Regions from separate parts of the Homo sapiens genome. Here regions 2 and 3 are each linked to region 1. The links are chromatin loops, found by intact Hi-C in ENCODE. Cell type or tissue: sigmoid colon. All regions are shown on one strand. Each heading gives the region's core, and the rest is flanking DNA. Links, peaks and the distances in the headings are about the cores only.

The links. Peaks named below come from ENCODE experiments on the same cell type or tissue, not always from the same donor. Only the 100,000 strongest peaks of a DNase experiment are listed, where the experiment ranks them.
Region 2: it touches region 1 in a loop (4-fold over the local background); 13 of 110 quality-filtered maps call a loop at or near these places.
Region 3: it touches region 1 in a loop (2.6-fold over the local background); 2 of 110 quality-filtered maps call a loop at or near these places.

The regions. Positions count from the first base shown.
Region 1 is chr7:42,828,986-42,833,828 of GRCh38, reverse strand. No RefSeq gene overlaps it. Among named protein-coding and RNA genes, the nearest start is that of C7orf25, 81 kb to the left of the region's middle. In sigmoid colon, for the core only: a CTCF peak has its summit at 1,965 (motif pointing right); a DNase peak (open chromatin) is centred at 1,948.
Region 2 is chr7:42,697,955-42,702,797 of GRCh38, reverse strand. The region is part of intron 1 of LINC01448 (long intergenic non-protein coding RNA 1448); the gene reads left to right. Among named protein-coding and RNA genes, the nearest start is that of LINC01448, 6.1 kb to the left of the region's middle. In sigmoid colon, for the core only: no CTCF peak of the experiment used is centred there; a DNase peak (open chromatin) is centred at 2,782; H3K27ac peaks cover 468 bases.
Region 3 is chr7:42,491,470-42,496,312 of GRCh38, reverse strand. No RefSeq gene overlaps it. Among named protein-coding and RNA genes, the nearest start is that of LINC01448, 210 kb to the left of the region's middle. RefSeq lists a silencer at 2,409-2,703 and enhancers at 2,409-2,703, 2,305-2,805. In sigmoid colon, for the core only: no CTCF peak of the experiment used is centred there; DNase peaks (open chromatin) are centred at 2,572 and 3,230; H3K4me3 peaks cover 1,118 bases; H3K27ac peaks cover 1,394 bases.

The DNA of each region.
Region 1 (4,843 bases), core at 1,005-3,504:
GGGCACTTAGGTGGTTTTGCTTCCTAGAGCAAAACTCCCTAACCCTGGATTAAGTACCAAACCTTCGTTTTCTATTTGTAAGTTGAGAGATGCGTCTCTTCCTCACAGGATTGTGTGAGAGGATTCCATGATAGGGAACTGGGCACAGTATCTGACCCATGGCACAGCACTCAGTACGTGGCAATGAAGAGCCATCAGTGCTCATTAATAACCCCAAACCACATCCTGGCTTAGCAACACCGTGAGCTGATCCAAGCCTCCTGTTAGCAAATTCAAGGCTCTTCATTCTAGAAGTCATCTCCCACTTAGTGCTGTCACACCTCCCCCAACTTCTCTTTAGATGTGATGCCCAGTATCTTAGGGCTCCTTCCTTCCCTTGCTCCTCCTGCCTCCAACAAAATCTGTTTTTAAGAGATTATCTAATAACCTCTTGGTCTAAGTCATTATTTCTTTTTATCTTATTTTTCCAGGGTTGTTGAGGTATAATTGACAAATAAAAGTTGTGTATATTTAAGGTACACAGCCTGATGCTTTGATATACTTATACATTGTGGAATATCACTTTAATCAAGTTAATTAACATATCTGTTGCCTCATGTAGTTGCGTGTGTGTATGTGTGTGTGAGTGTGAACACCAAAGACCATCTTAGCAAATTTCAAGGATTCATACAGATTTGGAAACTCTAGTCACCATGTTATAAGTAAGATCTTAGAATTTATTCATCTTACGAAACCGAAACCTTGTACTCCTTGACTAACATGTCCCTTTAAAAGGGTCACATGGCTTTAGACCAAAAAAGTAGAGCTTAAATTCTATATTTCAGGCTATAGGAAGAGGGTAGCAGAGGCATCTAAGGGTTGAAACACTTGTTTGAACTCTGGAAATTATACCTTTCATATTCACCTTCTCCATGTACTTGTAAAACTGGTCTCACTAGGCTGAGTGGTTTCTGGCACCCTCTTTCCCCTAAAATCTGTTTCAGAGGTTAGAGTGACCTCTTAAGGAATGAGTTACTCAGGAATTTCAAATCTGTCAGAAGATATAATTGAAAAATTTTTGGGCATGAGTGGGGTGTGGAGTACTTACCAAATAAGATCCTAGTTTTAAATTTGAGCACACAGACTTTAAAACTTTAGAAAGTAAAAATGTGCTTGACTTTGTGGGTGTGTGGTGTGAACATGTGTGGATAAGCGTGTGTGACTGTGTGTGTGAGTGGTAAGTATCAGTGTTTAGGGTCTGTGGTTGCATGTACATGTGTGTACAAACGTGTGTGTGGTGAGTATGAGTGTGTGTGATGTGTGGTGTGTGTGGTATATATATGTGTGTGACTGTGTGTGTTGTGTGTATGTAGTATGTATGACTACATGTATGGTGTGCATATGTGATGTGTGTGGCTGCATGTGTGTGTGTGTGGCAGGTTTTGACCTCTGCTGAAACAGCAGTTCAGGTGATGGAAGCTTCCTGTTCAACCACAAAACAGATTGTTTTCCTCCAAATTATCCGGACATCGTGGAGCGCCGAGCCAGGATCACTATCTCTGCCGTGGAGAGGGAGTTTATTCCAAATAAACATTGTAAGGTTGACAGATTCCTAAGATGAACTTTAGCTTGAGTTTCTATTTACTATAAGTTCCTAAGAAAACTTTGAGAGTATAATTTGTGCTCAAATGCTTCAGTCAGAGTGAATTGTAGGATGGAGGGGATAACTTGAGTGTTTAATCTGTGCAAATGCTGTTTCATATTTTTTTTAAGACTATTTTTTGAGAAGTGGCTCTGGCTGTGTCAGTAGCATTTCCTTCCCCCGCCAAAGGCCACTTGCTCCTTTTTTCTTTGGTGTCCTTTCTGAGCCATGTCCTATCATTCCAGGTATCGCTAATTCAGCACATACATGCCATGATCCCATGTCCTTCGGCTGTGCCCTGCCAGGTGGAGTATGTTGCACTGTCTAACGCTAAGAAAATGGGGAGCTCTGGAGCCAGCAGAGGGAGCTTTCTGTCCAAATTGGAACTGCCTTCAAATTTGCAGCACAGATTCACACTCTTTTTAAAACTTTAGAAGGAACTTTCAGGTAGCCTGGCTTTGTGCATCAAGTAGCATGTATAATTCCACATCTGAGGCATCTATTCAATGCTTCTCGTGAGTGCCTTCCATGCATTAGTTTGCCACTGAGGGAGAGTGCCTGCAACTCTCCTGCACATTGCTTTCAGGTTAATCTTCCCTCTCCACGGTGGAGATAGTGATCCTGACTCAGGGCTCCACGATGTCCGAGGAATTTGGAGGAAAACAATCTGTTTTGTGGTTGAACAGGAGGCTTCTATTACCTGAACTGCTGTTTCAGCAGAGGTAAAAATGCACCCCCCCACACACACAGTCACACACACAACATACACCATACATGCAGTCATACATACTACATACATAACACACACACACATATATGTATCACACACACCACACATCACACACACTCATACTCACCACCCACACTGAATCTTGTTTCACTGCCCTGGCCTCAGCATAAAACTAGAGTGTGAGACTGGACTCTACATGAACTTTCTTGTTCTTTGTTCCTTCATTTATAAAATGAGGCCACTACAACCATGTGGTAGAATAAACAATGACCTCAGCAATATAATATAACTCAGTGCTAAAGCCAAAACCAGGATCAGAGAATAACAGCATCTCAAACCTGGAGAGACCAGGGTAGCAGAGCACTTGATCCAAGCCCCCATCTGAGGAGGCAGAAATCTTCCAGGACGGGAGGGTGTTTTCATATGGCAGGAGTCCCAGGACTTACGGCTATAGCCTCTTGTCCAATGTATTGGGTTTCTGCAGCCTTGTGTGTGTGACTTTGAAGAGCCACATGTTTTAACTCCAGGGAAATGAAAAGTGAGCTATCTGATGTAGCTTATACATGAACCCACATCCTTCCATGAAACAATACCATTCCAAATAGAAGCAGCAATAGTCAGCCTCATTCTGATTCTATTTCTTCTATAGAATTCGTGTTTTGTGTGATCATTCATTCAGCAAATCTTTTTTGAGCTCTTCTTGTGTGTCAATTATTGTGTTGCCTAGTGCGGCTGTAGCCACACTGCAAGCACTGCCTCTGACAGCTTATGAAGAGTGCTACGCTGAATGCAGCTAGTTTGGCCATCTTCTATGTTCACCTCCTTCCATTTCCTGGCTCTAGTGTTCTGAATCTACACACTGAACTTTGATGCCTACAGAGTCACTGTTTCACTTGTTTTTGGTGGTACCAGACATGCAATTTACCAAATAGTCCCAGCTTCCTGCCTTGCAGGCCAGTGGGAAGTTTGCATTTCCTGGCCCATTGTGGTGGAGTAGAACCACGTTACTAGTTCTGGCCAGGACCTGTGAGTGTGATGTGTTTCACTTCTAGGTCGGAGCATCTCTACCTAGCTCCGTATCCCTCAGACAAGGAGCTCCAGAGAAGGGCTGGTGCTGCTCCCCAGCCTGGCTCCCTAAGGGACTGTAGGAACACAGCCTTTTGCTGACTCCCAAAAGCCACATGCCAGGTATAAGAAATCAACCATTGGGTTGTTTTTTTTTGTGTTTGTTTGTTTTCTTTTTTTCTTTTCTTTTTTTTTGTTTTTACAAGGAGCCTATCCCAACTGATTACCTTCATATAGAACATAGCAATTGGGTTCCTGCTTTATTTGGGCTAATCACTAGCATATATTCATTTATTGATTGATTCATTCATTTAACAAATAGGCCTCCAGTTCCTCCTGTGTGTCAGGAACAATTCCGGGGATTCAGCTGTGAACACGAGTCAACGATCTTCCCCATGTCAAGCTTATCTTCCAGTGGAGAAGAAGAGGAGTGATCACACTTAATAGGAAAAACAAGCAGGAAATAAAAGCAAAAACACAAATCCAGGTGGGCTTTGTCATTGCTGAGACTACTCCTGATAAATCCTGACATTTCAGGGTACTGTGCAGGAGACTTACAGACACCAGAAACCCGAAGGCAGCATTCACCTGGATAATGCTAGAAGGAAACATAAAAGGTCAGAGAAGGCCCCGACCATATGTACATCTTACGGACCACTGATGATGCTTCAAGATTGCTGGTCAGGTGAAGGAAACACCATGACCACCCCAAATCAATCACATAGAATTCCATGACTGAGGAAATTCTCTCCATTCTTTGCCTCCTCCAACACCTGCTCTCACTCAGCTCAATCTAGCCTCTTCTTTTGCCACATGAATGGGGTCAGGAGTTAGCAGGAAATAGAACGATGGGAGTAGGAGAGAATGTCTGTGAGAAAAATATAATGGTCCTCTTCCCCTTAATACTCCAGGCACAAAGGGGAGACTCAAGCTCATGGACAGTGAGAATAATTTAGCAGCATCTTCAAGCTGAATCCCAGTACTCTGCTTTCTAGTTTATGTGGTCTTGGAGGTGACTCGATTTATTCCTTTAAAATGAGAATAATACCTGTCTTACAGCATCACTGTGAAGGGGAAGGCAAGCTGAAGAGTACCACATAAGAAGGACTCACTGGCAGCCATTATTTTATGAAGGTAGAATTTTTTTTCCAAGTGCGTTAGCATCTGTTGTCCATTTGCTTTTTTAAAAATGATTGTAGAGATGGGGTCTCACTATATTGCCCAGGCTGGTCTCAAACTCCTGGGCTCAAGCTATTCTCCAGCCTCGGTCTCCTGAAGTGTTGAGATTACAGGCATGAGCCACCATGTCCGGGAGTTGTCTACCTTCCTACAACACTCCTGAAGAGGATGGCTAGAGAGGAACTCATGTTGTTGTAATCCCCCACAATGAGAAAGCTGCACACTGGTATACAAAATATTACCTCTTT
Region 2 (4,843 bases), core at 1,310-3,809, 130 kb after region 1:
GAATTTCTAAGCTAGAACTTGCAAATCTGTCCTTATTTCCCCCTACTTCAGAGTTTGCCTACAATTCAGTTGCCTGCTGACTTGGATGAGTACTCAGGGGAATACTTTTGATTTTTGTGTCCTGGGGCTACCTAGTCCAATAATATGGAGTGCTGTGAGAGACACTAGCATAGCTTTTCATAGAACAACCTTCAACAATGTTTAAAGAAACCTGTAATGAAACAACTTGAACCAGCATTACCCCGTTTTGCTGATTTCAGCAAATGGGCCCCAACTTGAAAACATGTCACTATTCAAAGCTCATTTTTAGGTTGGTTGTTTAAAATTCAGATCACATTTTCAGAAATGGTATTATAAATGGCAGTTAGGCTTCCAGGCTACCTTATAAAAACCTACTTACCACATAACATAGCTGGAATACTTTGTATTTATAATAAAAAATGGTAGAGAATAATACTATTGTAATGCTACAAATTAAAATAAGTAATGATGGTGGGCTAATTAACTTTTATGTAATTCGTGTGGCCTCTAGCTTGAGGAAACACAGTGTAACAGCTATGAGCTTGCTCTGGGGTTAGAACATCTGGTTCAAATACTAGCTTTATGGCCTACTTATTGGTGTGACCAAGGGACAAGGTATAACTCACTGAGCCTCAGTTTACTCAACTATAAAATGGGGATAAAAACACCTCATAGGGTTGATGTGAGCATTAAGTGAGATAATATGTCTAAAGCGTTGGTGTCATAGAGCTTGACACCTACAAAGTTCCTGGGGTATGATAACTGTTGTGGACATGATTGATACCTGCTGATCATTAAGTCCTTCCCACTGAACGGACACTGTGCCAAAGATGTTGCCTACAATTTAAACCTATTAGCCCAGTGAGGAATTAGTCCCATTTTTACAAATGTGTGATTGAGGTGCTCTGAGATTAAGCAACTTGCCCAAGGTCACATCAAAACATGTCAACTTGTCTAGACCACAGGGTACCCAGATATTTGGTCACACGTTATTCTGGGTGTGTCTGTGAGGATGGTTCTGGATGCAATTGACATGTGAATTGGTGAACTGAGTAAAGCACAGTGCCCTCCTCAATGTGTGTGGGGCTCATTGAATCTGTTGAGGGCCTGATTGGAACAAAAGAGCTGAGGAAGGGAGAACTCTCTCTCTCTCTGTGAGTGTCTTTGAGCTGGAACAGGGCTCTTCTCCTGCCTTCAAACTTTGACTGGAAGTTATGCCATCAACTCTCCTGCTTCTCAGGGCTTCAGACTTGGACTGGAATCGCATTATCAGCTCTCCTGGGTTTCTAGCTTGTCAACTGCAGATCTTGGACTTCTCAACCTCCATAATCTCATAAGTCAATTTCTTATAATAAATCTCTTTAGGTAATGATAGATGAAAGATAGATGGAGGGATAGATAGATAGATGAATAGATAGATAGATAGATAGATAGATAATCCTATTGGTTCCATTTCCTGGGAAAGCTTTGATGAATATAGTCACAGAGATGGAAAGTGAAAGAATGAGGCCTGGCATCCAGGTCTATAGGTTTGAAAGCTGAGAATCCTCTGAGGTCTGGCTGTGACTCCCTTTGGGTCCATGGTTGGACAGCCCAGTTCTTACTCTGTGCCGGGTGGCACTGCCCAAACCAGGAATGGGGACTGTCAGGATTATCAGGGCCAGAAAGAAGGAGGAGAAATAGGAAAGAGCAAGTAATCATGTGAGCCAAGGCAGAAATGGGTCCCCAGTTCTTATCAATTGTTGCTTAATTTAACTTTGGAGTTTCACCAAGTTTTATCAAAGACTCCTTTCAACTTCTTCCAAAACTTGATGGTAGGAGCCAAAAGTCCTTCAAGGTCACATGACTTTATGGCCTCCAGCACCATGCCTGGCACATAGCAGGTATACGAGAAACCCCATTAACTCTGAGTAAGATGTCACAGCACTTACATAATTTTTCTGCTATTTCCAATGACTTCAGATTCATTGGGAAGCAGTAATGAAGGATTTGATTTCTAGAGGTCTCTTATCTGTCAGAGCTCCACATTGCCACCACCTACCTTCAAAGTGACTTCTCTATTAGGGAGCAGGGGGACGGTTTCGCTAACCATAGATGCTAAGACAGAAATTTAAAAATGCAGTACTCCCACGCTGAACCCAAGTTCTATGTTTTCCCTGACCAGAAGGAGTCTCTCTCCCACTTTACTCACTTGGCTCCCAGCTTTTCCATTTCAGGAACTGATCCTCACCAGATGGTGTTTAACTATTGTCAATGCAATGATTATGTTTATTTATCTAAATGTCCCTGAAGCTTCGACTGATGAACTTGGCTTTATTCATCTCTCTTCTGACTCAGTAAATTCTCTAGAATATAATATTTACAATCTAAGCTTAATAGAACCTCACGACATTGAAACATGATATGATTTTTTAAAACACAGATTAATAAATAAATCAGTACAAAAATTAAATACATGAGGATGAAGAGAAAGAAAGTGATCACAGAAAATCTGGAAAACAAAAAAGTAAAAAGCAGATGAAGCTTTCTTAAGTAGCACAAGCTAAAGAGAACAATGACCATTGGCACTCTGCAGTCATGCTTTCTGCTCTGTTATTTTTAACTTTTTATTGTTTTTGTTTGTTTGGTTAACATGGTTTCTTTTTCCTTTGCCAATTTGTAATAAATGAAGTAAAAGAGATTTTGTTAGAGTATTAACATGAGGTTCAAAAGTATCTGCTGCTCCTTCTGTTTCTTCGGACCAGCCTCGCTGCCTTCACCACCACCAGTGCCAGCTGCTGTCCTGCAGGCACTGACGCTGCTGTGTGGCCCAGGCTGGAGCTTCCCTATCACCATCGTCTCTGCATTTCTCACTTGTGAAAATCCTGGAAAACCCAGGATGCTGAAAATATTCAACTCAGTGTTTCTCCACTGGAATTCACTAGTTTCATGTTGTTACCTCGGTTTCCTGAAAGGCTGAGGTCAATCTTGAAAAGGTGACAGACAGCCTTATCTACTCGGAACCTGGCTGCTCTGTTCTTTGGAACCTGGCTGCTCTGTTCTTTCGTCCCTTCCACGTGCTTTTTCTCTGTACAGAACTGCTGACACTGAAGCAGATATTTGTACATGGAAATGATACACAGAATGCTGAAAGAGACTGGAATCTCTCCCCTTATCTACCTCCATGTGGCTGCTGACAACAGAGATATATAACTTCTGGGGTACATCCAACACATGAAAGGTTAGAACATCCGTATATAACCCACTACTTTCTTTCAAGAGGAGTTTCCTAATTTTTGCAATCACTTGGCAGGTCTATATTTCACTGCTTTATCCACTTTCTCCCCGCCCACCCCCCAACCCCGCTGATTGCTGATATAAATGTGGGTAGCAAAGGATCATTCCTAAGACTTTTGCCTGGGTTTTATAGTTGCTACCAACAATTTTGCCACAAAAACTACAAATAAAAATAGGCTCTGCAATGAATAAAGTAAACAAGGGGCTTGTAGAACCCCATGAATTGGCGTCTAGAAAATGGGCTTTTCATCTGTGTGCAGGCTCTTGGCAAAATATGTGCATGTTCACTAACCCATATGCTAAATTACTAAGTTTTACCGCATTTTAAATTATTTCACGTCCAACCCATATTTGCAGAGATATGTGGCAATCATCCAATTTTTTTTTCCTTTTTGGCTTAAGTTTTCCCCTTCTATGGATAAGAACAGAGGCAGACTTAAAGTAGAACTCTATTAGGAAAAATCTGCACGCTGCATAGGCTAACTGCAAATATAATACTTTAGTGTGTCTAGCAGTTGTGGATTGAAATGTGAAGTTGCCAAAAAAAATGTTTAGGGCAATTCTTTATACCTATTAATGAATGACTCCCAGGAGAAGGAAATAAAGTAAAACTCAGCATATGCCAACAGCTGGTGTGAATATGAAAAGTCATCTGGCTTGATTAAAGTCAGCAAACTTTGCTCCCCTGTCCTATCATACATTCAAAGTAGAATGATGCTGGAGGTATGACTAACAGCAGCGAGATTAACTTTAGAACAAAACTAAACCTCTGGATAAATGCTATCTGCCAAAGAAATAGGCCTGAACGTCTGTACACATGTTCCTGTGACCATACCAATTCCCCAAACTTCTCTAGGATCCGTCTTTTGTGTCAGTTTGAGCCATATAGAAAAATTATGCTTGCTATTTTCTGATAATCAAATATACTTCCAAGGATCTATTATAATTGATTATATTATCAAGCTGGATCTCCTTATGGATTATAAATAGGTCTATTAAAAACAACCAAACACATGTAGTAATTGACTACCTTGATCATTGCCTGTGGATGAATGTTAACCTATGCCATGAGGGCAGAAGCTTGAGTTCCACAATTTGAAATGTCCAGGCACCTCTGGAGGGAATGTGAGGAAGGCCTGCCATGGTTCTATTTGCATTGACACAGACAGCCATCAAGAAAGCAAGACTTTTAGAAAAGACCCTAGGTACTAAGGCAGTCCAAAGACAAGGTATCAGCATTCGGAGAAGGTACACTTCTGAGGCTTGTATGCTATCTGTCACTTCTACAAGTTTCTGCCAACTGGGAAGAGGAGACTTCAATTAGAACTGAAAGTGCTGCTTCACTAAGTGGCTGGAAGTCCTCAATAACAGAGTGTGGGGCAGCTAAAATTAGAGAAATGCTATTTTCATTGTTATTGTGGATCTAGGATTTCTCCTCCAGTTTGGAACTATCCAGGAAACACATCAGAACCACCTATCTAATGAAACAACTCAACAGACCTAGCCCTTCAACATTTAAAACAATTGTGTATGGAGTCCTCTTAGA
Region 3 (4,843 bases), core at 1,310-3,809, 340 kb after region 1:
CTGGGAGCCGATGAAATCCACAGGACCAGGCACAGGCAAGTGTGAAAACAATCCATTAGGAGGTCCTTATAACCCAAGGCACAAGATGCAAGATGAATTCATAGTCAAAAATTATAAAGCTTTTGAAGAAGTTCAACATCATAACAGTCTACAGACTCAACTAATGAGGGAATTTACATTTTAGGAGTTAGAAATAATGGAGCAATCTAAAAGAGATCTAAATATACCTGTTTGAAATGTCCTATGGAAGAAATAGCATGATAAAAATAAAAACAGAGTTTATGAAAGAAGAGTCAGTGGATTTTTTTTTCCAGTAGAAACGCTGAAAAAAATACAGTCACTGAGAAAAAATTCTAAAAAAAAAAAGTTGTAATCAATGGTTTTTAACCTTGGTTACGCATCATAGTTATTGATGTCCATCTCCTGACCCACACCGATTAAACCAGAAATTCTAGGGGTGGGACCAGGCATTGATATTTTGTTAATCTGCCAGGTGATTCTAAGCTACAGCCCCTATGTGAGGTACTCTGTTAACATATTAGACATAACTGAAGAGAGAAGTATTAACAACAGCAACAACAAAACTAGACATAGCCTGAGACAGAAAAGAGGAGAAAAAAAAGAGAATGACAAGATGATAAACAAACAAGTTAAGAAACATGAAGGATGTAATAAGAAAAGTCTGATTCATACACATAATATGCATTCCAGAAGGAGAGAATAGAGAGAATTGTGGAGGAGAATTCGTCAAACAGAAAATGGTTACATCTTTTCCAAAAATGATGCAATATATCAAAAGCTCCATTGGATGCTGAGTAGATAAATAAAAATAATCCAGACCTAGACACATGATAGGGAAATGTAAAGAGGAAATGCTGGAAGTAGGTGTGGGTGGAGGGCAATGAGGCATCTCTAATACTGATGTAATTGTTGCAAGAAAAAAATTAAAATGTAGTTGTAGTATCGGAGCCTATTCTAATGTGCACTCATGCGCAAAGTAATGCAAGGTTGCTTAGTGAATACTGACTACATGCCATGTGCTGTCCTAAGAACTGGCAGACAGAAAGATAAATAAGACATGGTGGAAGAACTCCAGGGAAGAGGAGAAAGGCATGTATACAACCATGGTGGATCGTATTAATAGCACCAATACTTCAAACCTCCCTGTGTCCAGTGATTTTTTTTGTGACTTTACAGTTCTTTCCAGAGTTTATTCTCCCATTGCCTTAAAAATTGGCTGACCTTGAACTTTCTTTAGACTAGAATTCACTGGACTTGATGGTAAGTTAATTCTGAGACTAGGTCTCAAGAGACCGCGAGTATTTCTGCTGTGCTTCTGCTTTACTCTGATGACATGCCCAGGCTAGCCTGCTGGAGGATGAGAGGCGTGGGAAGCAGAGATCAGTCACCCCGGTCACCCCAGCCAACAGCCAGCCATGAATGTAGGTGATCTCAGCCAAGATCAGTAGAGCCAACCATCCTACATGTCTGATGAACAAGTGGCTATTATTGCAGGCCATACAGATGCCATTGATACGCCAGCTCCCCATAATTCAATGTGACGGAGCACACAGAAACAATCAGCAGGAAAATAACTCCAAATTTTAATTTTTTTCCCCCTAAACCATATTACACTTGTTTCCTTGGTTTCACAAAGTTCCAGCTTGTTCCGTCTGGTAAATGTGTTGGTGGCAAAAGCTGTGAGACATGGTGGCAGATGAAATCTCTTGCCCTTAAATAGCTGTCAGCTCAAAACTATAAACAGTAAATACTGTGAAGCCTGTCTTAAACCGCAGCCCAAGGGAGCCGCAGAAATTGGATGCCTCATAGAAATGATCTTTAAGTAAAGGTTGAATACAATAGCCTTGGGGATATTTTCAAATGGTGGCTCCAGACAGAGTTGTCTGATGGGAAGCGTTCGCCAGGCTGGGCTTCCTGGAGTTTGCCTGCTCTGAGACACATAATGAAAAAGAGAGCTTCAGGGTTCATCAGGGGATGGCACAGAGGCTAGGAAAATCCAAAGTATTTTATAATGTCCAGGTAAATGCTCTACTTGTGGATTCATTAATTAGACTTTCAAAGATAAGAGGCCAAATAAAAAGCTGAACTTTTTCCTCAAAGCTTGCCTTCATCTCACTGAGCAACATGCAAAATGCCCCTCACAATAAATCGTTTCCCCTTCCCAGGTAGAGCCACCTGCATTTGGTGTGTGTGATTTGGGGTGTTGAAAGCTAGCCAAAGCAAGCAGGAATGAGAGGACTGGTTAGCAGCTCTGCTCCGCAGTGTGGGAAGTGGTTAGGCTGCAGAGGGGGCACCCTAATGCATGCCTTTTGAAATCAGAGCAGCTTAAGCCCTTGAGAGGGGATGTAGGGACCCTGGGGTCCCAAGGGGAAAGATCTTGCAGCCCTGATAAGAATGGGTGCCTGGCAAGGCTAAGCTGGAATGGGAATCTCCAGGCGTGGAGAGCGTCCACTCTTGCTGTGGTCAGAATCAGAACGGAGAATGCGGAGCATGAGACAGAGGCTTTCCGTAAACACGGCTCATTCTCAGAGCACTTCAGGGCTGGGTTCCCAGAGGGCGGACATTCCTAGAAATGGTGCAGATGCACAGCCCCTCCTTCCAGGGCACCGCCCCCGCAGCCCGGCAGAGCAACCGCAGACATTTATTTTCCTTCTCCGAATAACACCGCCGCGCTGGGTGGAAACGAACCCGAGAGCCCACACTTGGCCAGCGGCCGCGGGGAGTGGGCGCCAGCAGTAGGTCCCTGCTGGGGCTGTCGCTCAGCTTCTCCCTGCGGACCTCGGACACAGCCCCCACCAAGCTGCATGCGTCCCGGCCTCCTCCCTTTCCAAAATCCGGCTGCTCCTGCTGTCAGGCACCTGAGAGGGAGCTTCCCTTAGCCTTGGAATCGCTGCCAAGGGGTCGAGCAGACTTTTCAAATTCTCTCCCCCTCCCCGGAGCCCCCACCTTCACTTAGACATTTGTAGGTCACTATTTGTTTATTTATAATTTATTGATTGATCTTTAAAATTTAATAGGCATTAGAATCACATGACATCATGCTAACAGTTCCTGATGTGAAATCTGTCTGTTTCAAGATTTTATATAAAATATTCCATTATGTTATTACACTTGTAATCTGTAGACTCCCTGCGTTTGCATAGTAGCATCCTCAGCAGGGCGATGCAGACCCGGACTTCTTGTTGAAGAGAGGGAGGAAGCTTCCTCATAAAAGGCCAGACTCTCAGTGGGCTCCGTGTGAATCTGTCTCCACACTCACGGCTGTCTAATACTGCATGCCTCAGCGTTCTCATCTATGAAATGTGAATATTAGTAGTACCTATCTTATAGGATTTGTGCTATCAAAACGTAATCCATATTAAGTAGATAACTCAATGCTTGGCACATAGTGAGTACCCACTGTTAGTATTAGAATTGTTTCTGTAAATACTATTACTACTATTAAAATTTTTCTGAATCAGCTCTTTATTTGTGGATGACATGAAACCTTTTCAGAAGTAATTTAATGTATCTTATTACAAGGCAAATTCTTTTGGTTTTCATATTTTTCTAATAAATACAAGAGAAGCTGACAAAAACAAAATGATAAAGCAAAGAGAAAAGCGAAGGCAGGGAGATCAATTTTAATATCAAATAAAGCAAAGATATTGAGAGAGAGAGATTTTTGTGTTCATTGCAGACAACATTCCCATTCAAGATATAGCAGCAGAAAACAAACAGGCATACTAACAATTTCGTGCTTCTGACTTTGTACTCTTTGTCTAAAAAGTGACTCCTAAAATTGTATAAAATTCAGGGCCACAAATCTGAACTGCACCTGAAAACATGTAAAGCAAAAACTGTTAGGAGTGTAAGAAAATTAACAGCTTCCATATATTTGATTAGAAACAGTTGTAGAAGAATATTTAACAACACAGGAAGATGTTCGTGATATAGTACATACTAAAAGATTAATAACAGTTTCATGTACATATGTCCTGAGGTCAAGGACCAGTTTGCCAAACAGACCAGTTCCCCTTGGAGAGTCACCTTAAAGTCCTAATTAGCCTATTAAAGGCTCTGAGAAATCCAAACACCAAGTTTAACTCTTAAATATAGTGTTTTCTACCACTTTTATTTGAGAATGCAGAACTTTTTCACAATACTCATATTAAACTTCTTTTGAACAATTTTTAATATACACCTTTTTGGGATATGCTATCCTAGAAGCACGTCCATTAGAATCAAATTAAAAAAAAAGAAAAGCCAACTCTATCAGGTGTGAGTGTGTGTGTGTGTGTGTGTGTGTGTGTGTGTGTAATATAAATTGTATAACTATGTAAATATGATATAAAAGGCTACTGGAAAGGATACCAATTATCACTTTTACAGATGACATGATACAATTTTCTCCTTAAACTACCCAAGATTAAGATTGAAAAAATATTAGAACCATATTTTAGTGTATATACAAAATAAATATATTAGAAACTGATTTGACTTACTTTTTATCTGCTACCTATCTACACTGCTTGAGTTTTTGCTTTATCATAATATTATTTTTACAATTTAAAAAGTCTTCTTTAAATTCATGAGGCGTTAGGCTCTTAGAATGAAAGATACTGCCTCATTTCTTGATAATTAGAAACTGTTAAAAAGTCACTTAAGGAATCAGCAGTATTAGTGTCTGATAAAATAAGAACTTCTCAAAATTTGATGTATTGCTGTGTGCAGGGCTCACTCCAATTTCCTGGGAATGATCTGGCACTAGAGGTCCCATCTCCCTGGTCTCCCAGGGGCAGGGCTACACACAGCTCAGTTTCCCTCAGGACTCTGGATCTTC